Regions from separate parts of the Homo sapiens genome. Here all the other regions are linked to region 1. Evidence: read pairs that join two places in POLR2A ChIA-PET (ENCODE). Cell type or tissue: OCI-LY7. All regions are shown on one strand. Each heading gives the region's core, and the rest is flanking DNA. Links, peaks and the distances in the headings are about the cores only.

Region 1 (4,584 bases), core at 1,332-3,831:
AATTGTATGCAAGTTGTCTTACTGTGTATTGTCCCTTAATTTCAGGACTCAGAATTCATGATTGAAGAAATGCAGGTTAGTTTAAACTTTGAAGGAAATTTTTAAGGTGGCAAAAGGTTTTGGTGGCATATACACCTTAATCTGTAGATGGGAGTGATTAGCTGTTTAAAAGTTAAAATGTGACTGAGAAGGAAATTGAGTAGGGCAAATTTTAAATGGGTATTATTTTTCATCTTCAAACAGGCAGACCTGTTATCCTAAACTAGGTGAGTCAGCTTTTGGTACATGTGATGATTTTCAGTGTAACCAATGATGTAATGATTCTGCCAAATGAAATATAATGATATCACTGTAAAACCGTTCCATTTTGATTCTGAGGTTACTCTACTAACAAGCATCACACATTTGTATTTTGCCCTGATTAATATGTTGGCTTCGCTTTCAGGGTTTTTAATGACCACAACAAGCAAGCATGCAGCTTACTGCTTGAAAGGTGAGGATTGGAAATGTTGGGACTATTATAATTGCAGAATACATGATGATCTCAATCCAACTTGAACTCTCTCACTGATTACTTGATGACAATAAAATATCTGATATTCTGCATTCCCATGTAGCATTTTAATTGAAGTCTGTAAATGTGGCTAAAAGTCTTGTCTTATTTTTTGAGACAGGGTCTTGCCTCACCCAAGCTAGAGTGCAGTGGCCTTTGAAGCTTACTACAGCCTCAAACTTCTGGGCTCAAGTGATCCTCAGCCTCCCAGTGGTCTTTGTAGACTGCCTGATGGAGTCTCATGGCACAAGAAGATTAAAACAGTGTCTCCAATTTTAATAAATTTTTGCAATCCATCTGGAGTGTGTAGTGTTTACTTAAAAAAGGACAGTGCTTTTCATCTGTTCATTAGCTGTAAGCATAAATCACATTCAAAAGCTATTATAACTCCATGGTATTTGCTTCATTAACACTGCAGCCAGTTAAAATTTTATGGGTATTTTACAAGGTGTCTTATGCATTAAAGTGCAATATTTCCTAATTCTCCATATGAGCAAATTGTCAGGTTTCATAGGCCCCTGTGCTAATTGGTTTTGAGCTTAAAGTATTGATGGAGCTACTTGGAGAAAGTCATGTTGAGTCTGAGGCTGGGAAAATAAGTTATAGAAAATACTATAGAAATGCCCAACTAGTGATAGGCATTAATGGAATTGGGAAAATCTACAATCCATAGCCATGGTGATAGGTTTTTGGCAAGCACTAAGTGTTTAGGGATGCCAAAAGTGGGTATAAAGGGCACAACTGGTTTAAGGCAATCTGTCCCAGGGAAACAGGACCAAGGGGCCAAAATTCCAAGATGGGTCAAATTTTAATTTCAGTGTCAGTACAGCTGTGCTTATAATGATGTCTTTGTTAGCAGTAATGGTTTTACAAATCTGTTTCTGGGCTAAAGCACTTTAGTCCCATTAATGATAAAACTTCAGTTACTCTCTGAATTTTCCTTTTTTTGAGACTGAATCCTGTTGCCCAGGCTGGAGTGCAATGGCATGATCTCAACCGCTGCTCACTGCAACCTCTACCTCCCGGGTTCAAGCGATTCTCTTCAGCCTCTTGTAGCTAGGACTATAGGCACCTACCATCACAACCAACTCATTTTGGTATTTTTAGTAGAGACGAAACCCCATCCTCCCAAAGTGCTGGGATTTCACAGGCCTGAGCCGCAGTGCCCGGCCTCCCAGGCCTTTTATGCTTGATGTTTTTTTCAGGGCCCTTCCCATTGTCATTTCACAATCTCATTGAAATGTCAGCTTATGCACTAAATGCGTGTAAGTTGGGAATGCCCAATTTTGTCTAAGAAAAAAGGCCTCCCCCTCCCCCAAATAAGCACATTCTTTCATTTCCTGGGGCTCACCCGAATGTCTCACACAGGCTGTAAAACAACTACCACCACCTGGCTGGGTGCTGAGGTGGGCAGATTACCTGAGGTCAGGATTTCAAGACCAACCTGGCCAATATGGTGAAACCCCATCTCTACTAAAAATACAAAAATCTAGCCGGGTGTAGTGGTGGGCTATTGTAGTCCCAGCTATTCGGGAGGCTGAGGCAGGGGAACTGAACCTGGGAGGCTGAGGTTGCAGTGACCCGTGATCCTGCCACTGCACTCCAGCCTGGGTGCCAGGGTGAGACTTTCTCAAAGGAAAAAAGAAGGCTGGGCGTGGTGGTTCATGCCTGTAATCCCACCACTTTGGGAGGCCGAGGCGGGTGGATCACACGGTCAGGAGTTTGAGACCAGCCTGACCAACATAGTGAAACCCCCATCTCTACTAAAAATACAAAAGTTAGCCAGGTGTGGCGTGCACCTGTAATCCCAGCTACTCAGGAGGCTGAGGCAGGAGAATTGCTTGAACCTAGGAAGTGGAGGTTGCAGTGAACTGAGATCATGCCACCGCACTCCAGCCTGGGCAACGGCGAGACTTGGTCTCAAAAAAAAACACACACACAAAACTACCACCACCTACCCCAATCGGTTACCCTTTACTTTTCATGTGACCACCATGACCTATTATGTGTTTTGTTCTTACTTCCCCCACAAGAATGTAAGCGCTTCAAGTTTATTCCTTAATGTTGGAAAAATGAATGAAACTGCAAATGTAGTAGATCAGTTTTTGGGGAGGTACCAAAGACAAGTTGGTAAAATACCTTGATTTTGAAGTGAAAAACGATGTTACATTTCAAAGTATCTTTTCGCCAGGTTATGGCTCAGGCTTCGAGACCAGCCTGGCCAACATGGCAAAACCCGGTCTCTACTGAAAAAAAGCGAAAATTAGCCGGGTGTGGTAGTGTGGGCCTGTAGTCCCAGCTACTCTGAACCCTGGAGGTGGAGGTTGCAGTGAACCAAGATCGTGCCACCTCACTCCAGCCTGGGCCTCCTAGGCTCAAGTGATTGTTGTGCCTCAACTACCTGAGTAGCTGGGATGACAGGTGTGTGCCACCACTCCCAGCTAATTTTTTTTTCTGTATTTTTAGTAGAGATGGAGTTTCACCATGTCAGCCAGGCTAGTCTTGAACTCCTGGCCTCAAGTGATCCAACTGCCCTGCCCTCCCAAAGTGCTGGGATTACAGGTGTGAGCCACTGCATCCAGCCAAGTTCTATTCTTTTTTTTTTTTTTTTTGAGACGGAGTTTCGCTCGTGTTGCCCAGGCTGGAATGTAGCGGCGCAATCTTGGCTCACTGCAACCTCCACCTCCCAGGTTCAAGCGATTCTCCTGCCTCAGCCTTCCAAGTAGCTGGGATTACAGGCGTGGGCCACCATGCCTGGCTATTTTTGTATTTTTAGTAGAGAGGGGGTTTCACCACGTTGGCCAGGCTGGTCTCGAACTCCTGACCTCGTGATCTGCCCACCTAGCCTCCCAAAGTGCTGGGATTACAGGCGTGAGCCACCGCATCCAGCTTCTTGTTCTCTCTTTTATATATAAGTGCCATTTGCTGAATCAGAAAACTTTTTGACAAGCATATTAAAAGATTTCAGTTGTATGTAGTAGCTCATGCCTGTAATCCCAACACTTTGGGAAACCAAGGTGGGGGGATTGCTTGAGTCCAGGAGTTCAAGACCGGCCTGGGCAACATAGTGAGACCCTGTGTCTACAATTAAAAAAAAAAAGAAAAAAAAAGTGAGCCGGGCATGATGGTGCATGCCTGTAGTCCCAACCACTCATGAGACTGAGGTGGGACGATCGCTTGAGCCCAGGAGGTTGAGGATGCAGTGAGCTGTGTCACACCACTGGATTCCAGCCTGGGTGACAGGGTGAGATGTTGTCTCAAATAAAATATTAAAAATTGGATCACCTTATTCAGCATTCTGTTGTTTAGCAGTTTTGGAATTTTAGTTGTTAGTAAATCTTGACCTTGAGTACACGTTATTTTGATATTCTGTGTGACAAAATGGGAAGTATGCATGAAGCACATCTGCCATAAAGTATGGATGTCTAGATTTTTTTTTCCCTAGAAAAAGTAGTTACAATTGTTTGAGATACAAGCTGAACTAGCTGCTTGTTTTCACAGAACATTTTTAGTTTGAAAAAACCTGACAAATTGATTATTCATATTTTAGGGGTAATTTTGGCAGAGATTTGCTCAAAAAAGAACAAGTCAGCTTGGAAAAAACTGATGGCATTTGTTGCCAATGATAAAACTCAAGCTTCCAAATGAAACCTAAAATTTTGGAAGGCTTGTATACACTTCTGTGCCCTTATAGCTTCCTCAGACTTAGACTTTTGTAATGGGATTGGTGGTAATATTAATTAATGGTATTTTGTTTTAGATATTGTATATCAAAATGTGTCAACATTTGGAAGATTTGCATAACTCAGTGAACCAATATTTTCCAAATGATCAATCACTGGACTGGTGTTACAAATATCACACATAGGTAAAAGTTCTATTTAAATACAAGGTACACCAATGGACTTTAGAAAAGCTCATCAATACGATTTCAGAATCCACATTGCAACTAGCCTTTAAGGAACTCTACTACTTGTCATATTTTGGTGTGGTATCAAAGAGAGTATCCATAATTATCAGACAAAGCTATT
Region 2 (4,584 bases), core at 757-3,256, 1.5 Mb after region 1:
GTGGGATTACAATGAAACTCTTAAAGTGTGCCACATAAGTCAAGGAAGCCACCTAAGTCATGGGATGGGCATGAGTGAGACACTCTGGAATAATCTTGATGCTACTCTGGGACTGCCCTTGCAGGGTGGGACATCAGCTTCACTAAGGGGCTCACCAGAGACTCCTTCAAGGGAGCATTTCTTGGTTTCCATATTGTGTTTATGTCATTTTGATGAGCTGGAGTAAAACCCAAATCCTTTCGAATGATTCAGTTTTGTCTTTTTAAAGAGAAACCATCATACTTGGTGAACAAGGGTGGTCAAAAAAAGTACTTGAATATTGAGTGATGAGGTTAAAAAAAAAAGTTTCTTCTTGCTTGGTTGGAGACCCTTCCTCCCACCCTTATCCCCTTTTGACTATTGCAAAATAGCTTAGTCCAAGGAAAGGGAAGAAGACAAATGAGTGAAATAATGCCAGAGTTCATTATTGCCAGGAAAAACACACTCGGATTCAGTGAATTTGTTCCGTTAATGTCAAAGACTGTGATTCCCAATTAACTAATTTTAAGAAGCTATATCTGAAAATAGTTACATCAGCTCTAAAGTTAATGTCTGATGAAGATCAGGATCTTCAATTAAGAGAATAGGAACCCTAAAGAGGTGGTGATGTCTGTTTAAGATCATCTTGTTAAGTAAATAAATACACACTGGATTGGATTTTCAAACAGCATTTAGCCCCTTCAGAGAAGTTGAGTGGAGGTGAGAGGGGAGGTGACAATCCAGATATTCTGGCAATAGAAAATGTTCCACAAATCACTGATTTGTGTATACTCAAGTTACCAATGACAGAAGCATACATACTAGTGAATCTCTTTGGGATAGAGATGCTTCTCTAGTTCAAGTGGAATTAATTAAAACAGGCATGTAGTTTGCAATATTTCCAGCTCCCTAACTGAAAGGCTCCATGCACATAAACCAGAACAGCTTGAGCAGCTGAGAAAAGCTGGGCCAAAAATGACTCCACCACCTCTCTCCTTCCTCTCCTTTTATATTGGAATGGAAAGATACAATAATATATATTTTTTAAAAGCAGAACACTCATGGTTTCTGTACAATTGCAAGTGTGCTTTGATTACCTTTGAATGGCGTTAACATAAAAGTATATATGCTCTTAAAAGTCAAGATCATAACTTGCTAATGAAGTCGTGAATTATCCAGAAGAAAACTATGCACAAGCCCATGCTGAATGGCAGAATCTCTTGTCTCTAAAAGTTCAGTTATTGCCTTTGTAATATTAAAGCCCAACAGGGAGCTGGCGGGACACCTTTTGTGCTGTCTTGTCATGTTATAGGTTTCTGGTTTCAGATACAAGAGGAGAAAGGACCCTTAAGAAAGTAAAAAACTTGAAAAAAAAAATCAAACTTCCTTCTCTGAAAACAAAGGGTTGTTTTCCCAGAGATGATGGATAATGGCATTTCAACTTTCTAAGTTTTTGATAGAGAAAATGGAGGCAAAGCACAGAGGGGAAATAGAATATATTAAACAAACAGAATAAGGTGAAGTTTCAACAAGCGCTTCTCTCAATTTCTTTCTTTCTCTCGTTCTCTCTTCCTTTCTTTTTTTGAAATCTTAAACCCCATTTCTGGCTTGTATTTGGTAGGATTCCTGCTCTGGCTTTTATTAAAAACAGACTTTATGTGGTCAGAACTCTCCATCTAAAGCTGGATTTAACAGGCATGGGGATCCTGACAGAGTCTTTCTTGCCCTCTCTCAGGTGACCACCCCTCCCCCAGCCCCCTTCCCCGGGATTTCCCTCCCAAAGCGCTGAACCAGCACAGAAACTTGAAGGCTCAGCACAAAACAACAAACTTTCCTCTTTTACCCTGTACTTTCATTTCTGTTTTAAATTTGGGACTCTTTGCATGGCCAGATCAAGTAAAGTCTGGTTCTAACTTGAGAGTATTCTAGAAATTTCAAATAAGGCAACTGTCATCCTATAAATTCCCTAATGTAGTCTCATTAAGCCCTGCTGCCCATGTGCCGGCCATCCAGCTCGGGCTACTCATTCTCATCCGGCTGCCTTGTTCGTGCGAGCTGGAAAATACTAACGGCAACTCCACCCTGCTTAACAAGTCAGCTTAGCATTCAAAAGTTGATTTTTCTGAAGGGTACTGGCAAGCTAGCTCATCTGAAACCCACAGGTAAAGCAGTCAAGCAAGCAGGCAGAACATGCATGTTCATTCCCCAGGACAGGCACCACCAGTTTGCTCTGGTTTTTTCTCACAGCTAGACAGACAAAAGTAGCTCCTGCATGGCACTCCAGCCTTCCCACTCTCAACTCTTCCTCTTCCAATGGCCTCAATACCTTCCTGGTACAATGGCAGACACTTTCCTAGTCAATTTGAGGTTTTCTAAAATAATAAATTGGATCTTGCTTGTAGCAAGGCTCAATGCGGAAATTCATGGTTTTACATGGAAGGGAATTCTTTTGAATACTACAGTGCAGTGGTTCTCACGTGGAGAGGAATTTTACTCCCCTAAGGGACATTGGGAGTGTCTACAGATATTTTTAGTGGTCACAACTGGGGACTGCAACTGAAATCTAGAGGGTAGAGGGGAGGGATGCTGCTAAACATCTTACAATACACAGGACAGCCCTCCACAACAAAAACGTCAGTACTGATGAGGCTGAAAAACCCTGGGGTCATGGTCAGGAAATGGCTTTGGAAGCAGACTGCATGGGATTAAAGTCCAGCTCCACTAGGGACTGGCTGAGCAGCCTTGGGCAAGCTGTTTAACCTCACTGCCTCATCTGTAAAATGTGGATAACAACCTATTTGTTGTGAGCTTTAAACAAAAATGTATATACAAAGTTCTTAGGGCAATGCCTAGTAATATTGAGGGCACAATAAATGTTGGCTATTGCTAGTACTGCTATTACTAGAAATTTAGCACCATTCCAAATAATTTATAAGCCAAGTCTATTGAATTTAGAGAAAAAAAATTGGATTGAGAGTGTGTATATATCCTCTTTGCTTAGGACCAAAATGATAACAGTGGTAACAACTGTAGTCTTTACAGTGTATCAAACTCTTTCAAATACCTCATGTCATATGATCTGGGGAACAACCTTATTGAGTTCTCCCTGTTTCATAGATAAAGAACTCCCGTCTCAGAGTTAAATGAGTTGCCCAAGACCTTCAGTAACCCAGGTCTTCTGACTGCAAATCTCCTGCCTATTCTTGCTGTACCACCCTCTGTGTACTAGCTTAAGATCCCCCTTCTTCTCTTCTCTTCATTACGCTTAACAACTTGAAGATTAAAATAAAACGTAAGTGCCATAATCAGTTGGCAAGGTGGCTCAGGCTTCAGGGATGGGTAGAAGTCACATCTGTTTTTATGGTTCATATACAGTCAGATATTCCTTCATGGAGTATATAAATATTTTAATTCTCTGAATTGAATTTTTTAAAAATTAACTTTATATATGGGCTAATTTTCTTTCCTCTTTATATTTCTGATTTTGAGGGGGAAAAAAACCTTAGTACTTTATACCTTAAAAATCTCTGATTCTATTCATTGTGTATATTTTGACTGTAAGTATATGAAGGTGAGACTACAGCTCCAACTATGTGTGTTTCTAGGTCCATTATTTATTAGCTATATTGTTTCACAATTAAGCCTGAAAATCCACTTATAATTGTCAACACGTATTATTCAGATGTACAATGATCTATCTTATATATGATTAGTGACTGTATACAACAATCATGCCTATATTAAAATTTCTATGTGTAGTTTTTAAAAAAACAATTGCAGATCAATCAGCCAGATTTATTCAGCCTATATGAAAATTGGTAAAATTGAGTATAAGGATCACAGTTCAGAAGGCAGATGGATAAAATTCTCTAAGTCAGTGGTTTTCAAGAATTCTTTTGATAATGGAGAAGGCAAGACTTTAGTCCATGGAACTCTCATGACCTATAGAACACACAGCTTGCTACAATCCTCCATAGCTCTTTTGTTTCAAAGCCCTCAAATTCTCCCAATAGCTGCCAAAATGTCATTCATTGGGACGGAGTGTTCTTTAGTCCTATTTAGTCTGTGCCAATTGATAAATGAGAAATTTCAATGATCACAAGTGATTTTTAAATGGCATAACAGGGTTGGCAATTTTCCTATAGTCTCTGTTCATTGTGAAAACTGCAAACACGTACGATAAGATCTTTGCAATTTTCTCTTTCAAATAAATTTTGTCTGTCATTCTATGAGAAGAGAACCAAGGCGCACTACCCCCCCAATTTCTGCTCCATGCCTTACCTTGGGACACTGGGCGGGGCCCTCGTAGGCCTAGATGGAACTTGTGGAGGGGCTCCGAAGGAGTCACTGCTGCTGGGGAAAGGAGGTAATGGGCCTGGACGGAATGGGACTGGAGGAGCCCCAGAGTGGGGGCCAGGAGAGGGAATGGCAGGAGCTGGTCCTCGGCCGGATGTGGGCCTTGCGAGGGGAGCACTTAGTGTTGGCCTCCTTTGGGTTGTGGGGCTTGGAGGAGGTGACCTGAGGAAAAAGAGAAATCATAGTTTGCTCACTCCTCCTTTCTGTCTG
Region 3 (4,584 bases), core at 757-3,256, 340 kb before region 1:
ATACAAGAAATAGTACAACAATATTCAGCAATGTCTAACTGAAAGCTATTTTCTTCCCAAAATAACGTAACATATTCGAAAGTGTGCAATCACAGTGCACGTGATCTAATTTCCTTCAGTGCCAAATGTGGTTAGCCTCCTTCTTGCTTTTAGATCACGTGTTTGTGCCTACTCATTTTCAAGTGGCTCCTGAGCTAAAATAGAAACCTAAAAATATAAGGGTGAGTCAAGATTGGATAGGCTGCAAAGACTATCAGGCATTAGAATTAGAATGACTGTAGGAGATCCATAACAAAAGTAGAAAGGGAACTATTCTTAACTTACACTAAGAAAATGGACAAATACTTTATAGAACAACATTTGCCAACCAAAATTCTTCTGTGCTTTGAAAAACTGAGCCAATCCAGGAAAAAATTACCATGACTTTTGTTTACTAAACAGTCTATCCACTACTCTAGTTCCCAAGCAAGAACCAAACCAATATGTATGCATGTACACAAGTATGTCTCTAGCTCTGAAAAGGGGACAAAAGAACTTTATTAATTCACATTACTTTAATGGATACCTATTTTTATCTGTCCAACAATAATTCTCAAACATCTTATTCTGCGAATAAGCCTTCTCTCTACTTAAACCACATAGCTTTTATAAAAATGTCAACCCCACAGCCAAATAGATGAATCTAAGCTAGATCAATTAATCCAATTTCTAAGATTTTTGGACTAGTGACCAGCCATGTTTTTCCTCAATGAAGAATGACAGTGTGCAGTGAGAGAGAAAAGTAAACCCTAGACGGAGACAAGAAAAAGGGTCTTAACCAAGTCATATCCCTGAGTCATTCCTGAGGCCTAGCTCCAATTGTCCCCATCCTCAGTCTTAATAAATCTTCCATTTTTTATTTCCCTAAAATATTCCTTTCAACAAATTATTTTTGCACAAATTAGTTTAAATTGGGTTTCTAGAATTAGAGAAGCAAGAAGAAATCAACACCAAAGCTACCAGAAGAAAAGAAGTATTCAAAATCAGAGCTGAACTGAAGTAAATAGAGACAAGAAAAAACAATTAAAAGATGAATGAATCCAGGAGTTGGTTTTTTGAAAAACTTAGTAAGATACATAGGCCACTAGCTAGAGTAATAAAGAAAAGAGAGAACACAATTAGAAATAACAAAGGAAATGTTACCACTGACCCCACAGAAATAAAAAATAACCATCAGAAACTACTACAGACACCTCTATGCATACAAACTAGAAAGCCTAAAAGAGACATAAATTCCTGGACACATATGTCCTCCCAAGACTGAACCAGGAAGAAACTGATTCCCCACAGAGACCAATAACAAGCTCCAAAATTGAATCAGTAATAAAACGTCTACCAACCAAAAAAATCCCAGGACCTGATGGATTCACAGCTGAATTCTACCAGATCTACAGAGAAGAGCTGGTACCATTCCTACAGAAACTATTCCAAAAAACTGAGGAGGAGGGACTCCTCCCCAACTCATTCTATGAGGCCAGCACCATCCTGATAAACACAACAATAAAAGAAAACTGCAGGCTAATATCCTTGATGAACATCAACGCAAAAATCCTCAACAAAATACTTGAAAACCGAATCCGGCAACACATCAAAAAGCTAATCCACCACAATCAAGCAGCCTTCATCTCCAGGATGTGAAGTTGGTTAAACATACACAAATCAATAAATGTGACTCATCACAAAAACAGAACTAAAGACAAAAACCACGTGATTATCTCAAGAGAAGCAGAAAAGGCCTTTATTAGTCCATTCTCACATTGCTATAAAGAACTACCCATGACTGGGTAATTTATGAAGAAAGGAGATTTCACTGACTCACAGTTCCACAGGCTGTACAGAAAGCATGGCTGGTAGGCCTCAGAAAACTTAACAATCATAGCAGAAGGCGAAGGGCAAAGAAGCACATCTTACCATGGAGGAGCAGGAAAGAGAGAGAGAGTGAAGGGGGAAGTACTACACTCCACATCTCGTGAGAACAACCAGATCTTGTGAGAACTCACTCACTACCATGAGAACAGCAAGGGAGACATCCGCCCCCAGGATCCAATCACCTCCCACCAGGTCCCTCCCCTAACACTGGGGATTACAATTCAATATGAGATGTGGATGGGGACACAGAGCTAAACCATATCAAGGCCTCTGGTAAAATTCAACACCCCTTCATGTTAAAAATTCTCAGTAAACTATGTACTGAAGGAATAAAATAATAAGCCATCTATGACAAACCCACAGCCAACATTATACTCAACGGTCAAAAGCTAGAAGCATTCCCTGTAAAAACCGGCACAACACAAGGATGCCCTCTCTCACCACTCCTATTAAAAATAGTATTGGAAGTCCTAGCCAGAGCAATTAGGCAAGAGTAAGAAAGAGCATTCAAACAGAAAGAGTAGAAGTCAAACTATCTCTGTTTACAGATAACACGACTCTATATCTAGAAAGCCCCAGTCTCAGCCCAAAAGCTCCTTCAGCTGATAAACAACTTCAGCAAAGTTTCAGGATACAAAATCAATGTACAGGCCAGGCACAGTGGCTCACACGTATAATCCCAGCACTTTGGGAGGCTGAGGTGGGCAGATCACTTGAGGTCAGGAGTTTGAGACCAGCCTGGCCAACATGGTGAAATCCTGTCTCTACTAAAAATACAAAAATTAGCTGGGCATGGTGGCACATGCCTGAAATCCCAGCTATTCAGGAGGTTGACACACAAGAACACTTGAACCTGGGAAGTGGAGGTTGCAGTGAGCCGAGATTGTGCCACTGCACTCTAGTGCCACTGCACTCTGGGCAACAGAGAGATACACTATCTTTAAAAAAAAAAAAAAAAAAATCAATGTACAAAAATCACTAGCATTCCTATACACCAACAACAGCTAAGCCAAGAGCCAAATCAGAAAGGCAATCCCATTCCAAATTGCCACAAAAAGAACAAAATACCTGGGAATACAGCCAACCACGAGGTAGAACATCTCTACACTAAGAATTATAAAACACTGCTCAAGGAAATCAGAAACAACACAAATAAATGGAAAAACATCCCATGCTCATGGATAGAATGTCATTGAAATGGCCAAACTGCCTAAAGCAATTTACAGATTCAATGCTATTCCTATCAAACAACATTCTTCACAGAACTAGGAAAAACTATTTTAAAATTCATATGGAACCAAAAAAAGAACCTGAACAGCCAGAGAAATCCTAAGCAAAAATAACAAAGCTGAAGGCACCATGTTACCCAACTTCAAACTATACTACAGGGCTACAGTAACCAAAACAGCATGGTACGGGTACAAAAACAGGCACATAGACCAATGGAACAAAATAGAGAGCCCAGAAATAAGGCCACACACCTACAACCATCTGATCTTTGACAAAGCTGACAAAAACAATGGGGAAAAGACTCCCTGTTCAATAAATGGTGATGAGATAACTGGCTAGCCATATGCAGAACACTGAAGATGGACCATTTCCTTACATCATATACAAATGAGCAATGGGGAAAAGACTCCCTATTCAATAAATAGTGATGGGATAAACTGGCTAGCCACACACAGAACACTGAAGGTGGACCATTTCCTTACATCATAAACAAAAATTAACTCAAGATGGACTAAAGACTTAAGTGTAAAACCCAAAATTATAAAAATCCTGTAAGACAACCTAAAAAATACCACCCTGGACATAGGAACAGGCAAAGATTTCATGACGAAGACATCAAAGCAATCACAATAAAGGAAAAAAAGGACAAGTGGGATCTAATTAAATTCATGAGCTTCTGCACAGCAAAAGAAATAATACCACACATCTACAACCATCTGATCTTTGACAAACCTGACAAAAAGAAGCAATGGGGAAAGGATTCCCTATTTAATAAATGGTGCTGGGAAAACTGGCTAGCCATATGTAGAAAGCTGAAACTGGATCCCTTCCTTACACCTTATACAAAAATTAATTCAACATGGATTAAAGACTTAAATGTTAGACCTAAAACCATAAAAACCCTAGAAGAAAACCTAGGCAATACCATTCAGGACATAGGCATGGGCAAGGACTTCATGTCTAAAACACAGAAAGCAATGGCAACAAAAGCCAAAATTGACAAATGGGATCTAATTAAACTAAAGAGCTACTGCACAGCAAAAGAAACTACCATCAGAGTGAACAGGCAACCTACAAAATGGGAGAAAATTTTTGCAACCTACTCATCTGACAAAGGGCTAATATCCAGAATCTACAATGAACTCAAACAAATTTACAAGAAAAAAACAAACAACCCCATCAAAAAGTAGGCGAAGGATATGAACAGACACTTCTCAAAAGAAGGCATTTATGCAGCCAAAAACCACATTAAAAAATGCTCACCATCACTGGCCATCAGAGAAATGCAAATCAAAACCACAATGAGATACCATCTCACACCAGTTAGAATGGGAATCATTAAAAAGTCAGGAAACAACAGGTGCTGGAGAGGATGTGGAGAAATAGGAACACTTTTACACTGTTGGTGGGACTGTAAACTAGTTCAACCATTGTGGAAGTCAGTGT

The links. Peaks named below come from ENCODE experiments on the same cell type or tissue, not always from the same donor. Only the 100,000 strongest peaks of a DNase experiment are listed, where the experiment ranks them.
Region 2: POLR2A ChIA-PET joins it to region 1 with 5 read pairs; 2 of 35 experiments call an interaction of 5 or more read pairs at or near these places.
Region 3: POLR2A ChIA-PET joins it to region 1 with 7 read pairs; 9 of 35 experiments call an interaction of 5 or more read pairs at or near these places.

What each region holds. Positions count from the first base shown.
Region 1 is chr1:173,860,166-173,864,749 of GRCh38, reverse strand. GAS5-AS1 (GAS5 antisense RNA 1) reads right to left here and starts at 1,502. Exons shown (of 1, transcript NR_037605.1): 1 at 809-1,502. GAS5 (growth arrest specific 5) reads left to right here. Exons shown (of 12, transcript NR_002578.4): 9 at 46-75; 10 at 244-266; 11 at 446-493; 12 at 675-849. It overlaps SNORD81 (small nucleolar RNA, C/D box 81), which reads left to right and starts at 528; the gene lies at 528-604. It overlaps SNORD47 (small nucleolar RNA, C/D box 47), which reads left to right and starts at 305; the gene lies at 305-381. RefSeq lists silencers at 2,022-2,151, 3,199-3,349 and enhancers at 2,403-3,119, 3,120-3,836. In OCI-LY7, for the core only: no CTCF peak of the experiment used is centred there; DNase peaks (open chromatin) are centred at 1,909, 2,529, 2,859 and 3,699; H3K4me3 peaks cover 539 bases; H3K27ac peaks cover 2,082 bases.
Region 2 is chr1:172,388,525-172,393,108 of GRCh38, reverse strand. It overlaps DNM3 (dynamin 3), which reads right to left. Exons shown (of 21, transcript NM_015569.5): 20 at 4,300-4,536. Among named protein-coding and RNA genes, the nearest start is that of C1orf105, 30 kb to the left of the region's middle. In OCI-LY7, for the core only: no CTCF peak of the experiment used is centred there; a DNase peak (open chromatin) is centred at 2,138; H3K4me3 peaks cover 735 bases; H3K27ac peaks cover 472 bases.
Region 3 is chr1:174,202,224-174,206,807 of GRCh38, reverse strand. The region is part of intron 1 of RABGAP1L (RAB GTPase activating protein 1 like); the gene reads right to left. Among named protein-coding and RNA genes, the nearest start is that of RABGAP1L, 45 kb to the right of the region's middle. RefSeq lists an enhancer at 1,821-1,870. In OCI-LY7, for the core only: no CTCF peak of the experiment used is centred there; no DNase peak of the experiment used is centred there.